Regions from separate parts of the Mus musculus genome. Here region 1 is linked to region 2. The links are chromatin loops, found by intact Hi-C in ENCODE. Cell type or tissue: heart. All regions are shown on one strand. Each heading gives the region's core, and the rest is flanking DNA. Links, peaks and the distances in the headings are about the cores only. Region 1 holds the start of Trip11 (thyroid hormone receptor interactor 11). Region 2 holds the start of Ppp4r3a (protein phosphatase 4 regulatory subunit 3A).

The links. A loop is a pair of places that touch in the nucleus more often than their neighbours do. Peaks named below come from ENCODE experiments on the same cell type or tissue, not always from the same donor. Only the 100,000 strongest peaks of a DNase experiment are listed, where the experiment ranks them.
Region 1: a loop joins it to region 2, with 3 times the contacts of the local background. A loop is called at or near these places in 1 of 42 quality-filtered maps.

The regions. Positions count from the first base shown.
Region 1 is chr12:101,911,503-101,914,405 of GRCm38, reverse strand. Trip11 (thyroid hormone receptor interactor 11) reads left to right here and starts at 1,235. Exons shown (of 21, transcript NM_028446.1): 1 at 1,235-1,716. The coding sequence starts at 1,578. Gm20036 (predicted gene, 20036) reads right to left here and starts at 1,739. Exons shown (of 2, transcript NR_152255.1): 1 at 429-1,739. In heart, for the core only: no CTCF peak of the experiment used is centred there; DNase peaks (open chromatin) are centred at 1,215 and 1,545; H3K4me3 peaks cover 2,206 bases; H3K27ac peaks cover 1,476 bases.
Region 2 is chr12:101,082,511-101,085,413 of GRCm38, reverse strand. Ppp4r3a (protein phosphatase 4 regulatory subunit 3A) reads left to right here and starts at 1,712. Exons shown (of 15, transcript NM_211355.2): 1 at 1,712-2,685. The coding sequence starts at 2,544. It overlaps D130020L05Rik (RIKEN cDNA D130020L05 gene), which reads right to left. Exons shown (of 2, transcript NR_038050.1): 1 at 915-2,903. In heart, for the core only: no CTCF peak of the experiment used is centred there; DNase peaks (open chromatin) are centred at 1,703 and 2,503; H3K4me3 peaks cover 2,120 bases; H3K27ac peaks cover 1,927 bases.

The DNA of each region.
Region 1 (2,903 bases), core at 248-2,747, 830 kb before region 2:
TTCTTAAGCCATCCTTGCCTTCTTATAAATTCTCAAAATTGCCAGGGGCCTCCAGCCAAAGGGACTTTATTATACTCAGTTATGTCTTATTGTCTAGATAAGCTATATGGGAGCGCCCCCCCCCCATAGCTGTATCTCTCACTTGCTCATTTCAAGTCTCTATGCAAGATTATCTTATTGTGGAGTCCTCAGCCATTTTCTACATCCCCAGGGCTCAACCTACTGTGGCATGCCCATACTCTCCTTACCTTACCCTGTTTTACTTTCTCCCTAACATTCCCTAGTGCCCAGAATTAACAGTAGACATGTTAAATCATTTGACGACTATATATACTACACTTAAAAACACTGTATTGGGCATGATGGTACATTCTTGTAATCCAGTACTCATGAGGTAGAAGCAGAAGGGTCATCAGTTCAAAACCAACCTGGATTATAGGAGAGCCTATCTCAAACAAGGGCTGAGGATGTGGCTAAGCCGAAAAGCCTCAATGCCTGTACAAGTCTCTGGATTTGATCTTCAGCACCAAAAATTCTCCATCATTCAAGCTGAAAGTGTAGCTCGTCAACCCCACCCCCAATGACAGTGTTCTGGCCTGCTGCTTCTCTTGGGTGTGTGTCTTTTCTTCATTTTCTTGTCTTCCTTACTACTAGCCACGTGTCTCTGTCCAATTCCTTGTTCTGGGACACGGAAGCTGAAAAACCCTCGGAGGCAACCCCTAAATTCAAATAGATATCTGGTGAAAATTATTCAGAGAGGGATCATTTGAGAGGCGGTCATGGGATCCCACAATCCTTTAAGTGCATGGTAACTGAAAACAAACACCAAAACAAGGGTTTTCTGCCTGGACATTTGAATTGCAACCCGCTTTTTCAGCTTTGTAGCCTCGTTTCCAACCCTCTGGCACGGATGCTCTTATATCCGCAGACGCTGGATAATAGAGTAATGCAGATGGATTGAGGTTGCTTCCCTGTGGGGTGGGACGACCCTATCGAATCCTAGCGATGCAATAGCTCTTGTAGACAGGATCAGAAGGCACTGTCAAGGGTTACTTCCTCTTACAAACAAAAGCAGCTGCGCAGGTGGGAAGAGCCACCGCCGCCGCCACTGCCTTTTCGGTCTCCACCTAAAGTTCCGCAGGTTACGCGGAAGTCACGGATCTGGCTGGCCCATTTACTTGGTCCTCCGCGATCCCACGGTCCTTCGCGCCCGGGACGCCTCTGGCAGCGGCCCTTCTACGCTATCGCGAAGCTTCTCTATGGTCACTGCCGCTTTCCCGGCAGTGTCATGGCGGCCGGCGTTGAGTTGGCAGGACTGGCCCACGAAACTGAGGAAAGTCAGTAAAGCTGAGAAAGAAGTAGTGCAGCCGCACGGCGGGAAGCCGTGGGAATGAGCAGAGGCCTCGCGGGGCCCACGGTGTCCACAACGGCGAACCCTTGGTGAAGCGTCAGGCCGGGCCTCGGCTTTCTGACGCGGCCGTTGGTGGGAGTGCCGTGTCCTGCGAGTCCTCAGCGTCTGGATCCGCACCAGCTTCGGCGTCCAGGGACATTTGGAGAGGACGTGTCCACCCGCAGCGATGTCGTCCTGGCTCGGGGGCCTCGGCTCCGGCTTGGGCCAGTCTCTCGGTCAAGTAGGGGGCAGCCTGGCTTCCCTCACTGGCCAGATTTCGAACTTCACGAAGGATATGCTGTTGGAGGGCACGGAGGATGTGCCAGGTAACAGCTGGAGCGAGGGCGGTGGGGCTCGGTTGGGATCCACTTGGTTCCGGGTCCGGTCGGTCGGCAGACGCGGACGGGTCCCGAAGGAGTCACTCCACGCTTTTTTCTCTGCTCTCCTCCCTTTACCTCCGTAGCCGCTTTTCCAGCCTTCAGGACCACGGTGGAGAATTCTGGACCTCTCCCCTCATTGAATACGCTGGATAGCTCAGCGAAGTGGACCTGCTGTTTCTATGCCGAATAGGGTTATTTGGGTGGCCCATGCCTATTACTTACTTCGCCCATAGTTTGGGGGCTGATCTCACTTTGATCCTATTCCTTTAGTATGACAACTAAAGTATGGCAATTGCCCTCCTTCCCCCCAAATACTTTGTAACATTAATTACTCAAGATTAAACACTTGATCTGGCTTTAGCACGTTGTTAGGGGAATAGGGCTGTTTTTCTATTCAATTGTTTTCTAATTTTGCTCATCTTGAAGACACTTTGCAGCTGAAAACGTAGTTTTGTGTAGGATGGCACATTCTCCCATACTTTTGGAGAACTTTATCTTTTGAGAATCTTACCTACCTTTACTCACTTTAAAACTTGAAAAATATTGTGGTGTCTCTGTCTGTCTGTCTGTCTGTCTCTCTGTGTGTGTGTGTGTGTGTGTAAATGATGCACATATGCATGAGTGTCTACCTCATCGCCCGTGTGTGGAGGCCAGTAGACAACATTGTGGAGTTCTCTTTTCCCCTTTAGGTGGAATTTGAGGATGGAATTCCTTTTACTTTGCTTGAACGACAAACACCTTTACTCACCCATTCACCTGGCCAGGCTCCTTCCCTTATTTTTGAAGTCATCATCTTGCCGTCCTAATGAATAGTGACCTAGAATTCGATTGTAATCAGTGGTTAGGTTAATTACTCTTCCGATTTCTTGACATTTGTTAAGCAAGGAAGTGAGGAGATCCAGCCTCTAAGAGCACTGGCTGCCCTCTCAGAGAACCCAGGTTCTATTCCCAGCACCCAGTGGCAGGTAGCTAGCTCACAACTTCATTCTGTTTTCAGAGACTCGGGTGTCACCTTTAGGCCTCAGCAGGCAGTAGGCACCCAAATTGTGCACAGACACACATCCATATCATAATACAATAATAATAATATATACTTTTAAAGTTTTAGTCAAGGTTTGCAGTGTAGATTAGGG
Region 2 (2,903 bases), core at 255-2,754:
GCTTTGTCAAATTGACACAGCCTGGTGTCATCTGAGAGAAAACATTTGGTTGAGGAGCTGCTAAGGTCACTGCCCTGTGGGGATATTGGGGATGTCTGGGGGGGGGGGGGCTTGTTAGTTGACGTAGGAGCACCCAGCCCATGGCAGGTGGCAATATTCCCTGAGTAAGGTTGTCCTGGACTTTATAAAAAAAAACTAAGTATGAGGGGAGCAAGCCAACAGGCAACATTCCTCCATGGTTTCTGCTTCAGGCTCCTGCTTTGAGTTCCTGCCCTGATTTCCCTCAGCAATGGACTGTGACCTAGAAGTATACGCCAAATAAATTATTTCCTCACAGTACTTGTTCCCAAACACAAGCTGGCAATTCTGAAATTCTGAGAAGTACAAATCCTGGTGTACCCTGATTCAAAGTCTCTAAAGGACACTTTATAGAGGAGAGGAAGACCCGGATCATAGCAATTTAGGAAAGCTCTGGAAGACACAAAATAGTTTGTAAATGATTTCCATCATCAGAATAAGCCAGGAGACAAAATACTGAGACTGGCTAGGTGTGTTCTATTGGGTTCTGTACTCCAGCAAAACAGTTTCAGAGGGATGAAAGCAACAGTTTCTTCTTTGATGGGTAAAGAGTCAAGGCAGATAAGAAACTATTCACTGTGTAAGCTCTGCTAGTCAGTCTCCAAGGGCCTTTAAAAAGGTGGTTCTCAACATGTGGGTCTCGATCCCTTGGCGGTCAAACACGGGACACAGCAGATATCCTGCATATTACAGTTACGAAGTAGCAACAAAATGATTTTATAGTGAGGGAGGGGTCACCACAACAAGAGAAACTGTGTTATAAAAGAGTCAGAGCATTTTAGGAAGGTTAGAAGCATTGCTATAAAATAATCAGCATAGAGGGCCATACTGCTAACCTGCTCTGCTTGGAGCTCATGGGCTCCATCTAGATGCTTGAAAGGATTGCATTCTGGTATTTAGAAACAGCAACTGCTTTGTTTTTACATGCTTCCGAGTTTTGTTGGTGAATGATTTCAGGTATGTCTTTGCGAGCACTTGTCTCTGGTGTGGGTTAAGAAAGATCCCAGCTTCTCGCATACGTTGCTTCAGCCAGTCAGAGCAACATTGTGAGGCTGTGTTTCAAAAAAAACAAAAAAACAAAGAATTTCATCTTATTCATACAGTACGGCATTTATCTTTGCAAGCCCTTCAAGATGTGTTTTGTTATTTTGTTTAAAAAAACAAACAAACCAGCCTAGGGCTACAGACGATCAGCTTTGATAACCGACAGAGAAAGGGAGATAACCGCTGATTATTGTGAGGTGAGTGCTCAGAATGATCCCGGGGAGCAGTGCCACGCGTGAACACCGCGTCGAGGGTTTTAGACTTGCCCGGCCATTGCGTGCCTCACTGCATCCCGCCAACCTCGCGGTCCAAACGGTCCTCTCTCAGAAACTTCTCTATTTCAGGCCAAGGGAAGAAGAGGAGGAGGAGGAGGAGGGCGGGGGGAGGACGAGGAGGACGCCAGCAGCCCGCGCCCCCAGGGCCGACTGCAAAGGTCCTCCCTAAAGCGTCCGGAGAAGGCTCGCACGGGAAAGGACGAGCTCCGGGATCAGAGTCCAGTCTGGCTCCAGAAGCCGCCAACAGACTCCACACCCCTTCCCCGCCCGGAGCCGAGGTGATGACGAATTCAAAGTGCGACGGACGCACACGCAGCCCGCGCTTGCACGACAGTACGCGCAGGGCAGCGCGAGGGAGTCCCGGTCCGTCACCGGCGCGACTCGCGTCCCGCCTCCTCCGCTCCCGCCACCCCCGCAGCTCCGCGCCCGCCTCGGTGCAAGGCCTCGGCCGGAGCGAAGCTGCCGGCTCCCGTCTTGTCGCTTTAAGTGGTGGGGCTTGCGGGCCGCCCCTGCCGCTACTGCCTAGGTGGCCCCGCGCGCCGCTTTTGAGGGGCGAGCCAAGATGGCGGCGGCTTTGGCTCTGTGAGGAAGACGGAAGAGGCGGCGGAGTAGGGAAGGCGGCTTCTAAGAAGAGCCAGGGGTTCTCGGGTGGCCAGAGGCGTTCGGAGTCTCCCGGGAAGTGCTACCTCACCGGCTTCGGATGCTTTAAGCGGGAGGAGCGGAGCGGGGCTTCCTGCTGCAGCGGCTGGGCCAGGTACAAGGGAGGAAAACATGGCGGCGGCGGCCTGAGGAGGCGGCGGCGCGGGAAAGCGGCTCTGCGGAGGTCATGGTGGAGGCCGGAGCGGGTCTGTGAACCGAGCCGCACCTCGTTGGAACGGCGGGCCGGTAGGCTGCGTAGTGCTGCGCGTTCCCTGTCGGGGCTGCTGGGCGGCCGCGCTCGCTCGGCCTGGACAATAGCGCCGGGGAGAAGGAGACGAGAGAAGGCGGCGGCCCGGGGCTCGGACCCGGGAGCGGGCCATGCGAGCGGCGGCGCAGCTCCGCGGCGGCCAGCGGTGGCACTGAGGTCCCGGAGTTCCCCGTTTGCGGCCGCCCGCCTTTTCTGGACACTGTCCCTGGGCCACTCGGGCGGGGCCCCCGGCCGGCACGATGACCGACACCCGACGGCGGGTGAAGGTCTACACGCTCAACGAGGACCGGCAGTGGGACGACCGGGGTACTGGCCATGTGTCCTCCGGCTACGTGGAGAGGCTGAAGGGCATGTCCCTGCTCGTCAGGGCGGAGAGCGACGGTAAGTGACCCTCACTGGCCCCTCTCAGAGCAGTGGCGCTCGGACTGGGACGGCGGGAGTGCGGACGGGAACGCCACGGGGTACCCAAGTCCGGTGGAGCTCGGTGGAGAGCATTCGGGGTGTCCATCCTTAACCCGAAAACCTTGTGGCGTTGGGATTTCGAGCAGAGCGGAGCACGTTGCGCCGTGCTGCCTTTCCAGTGCAGAAAGGTCGGAGAC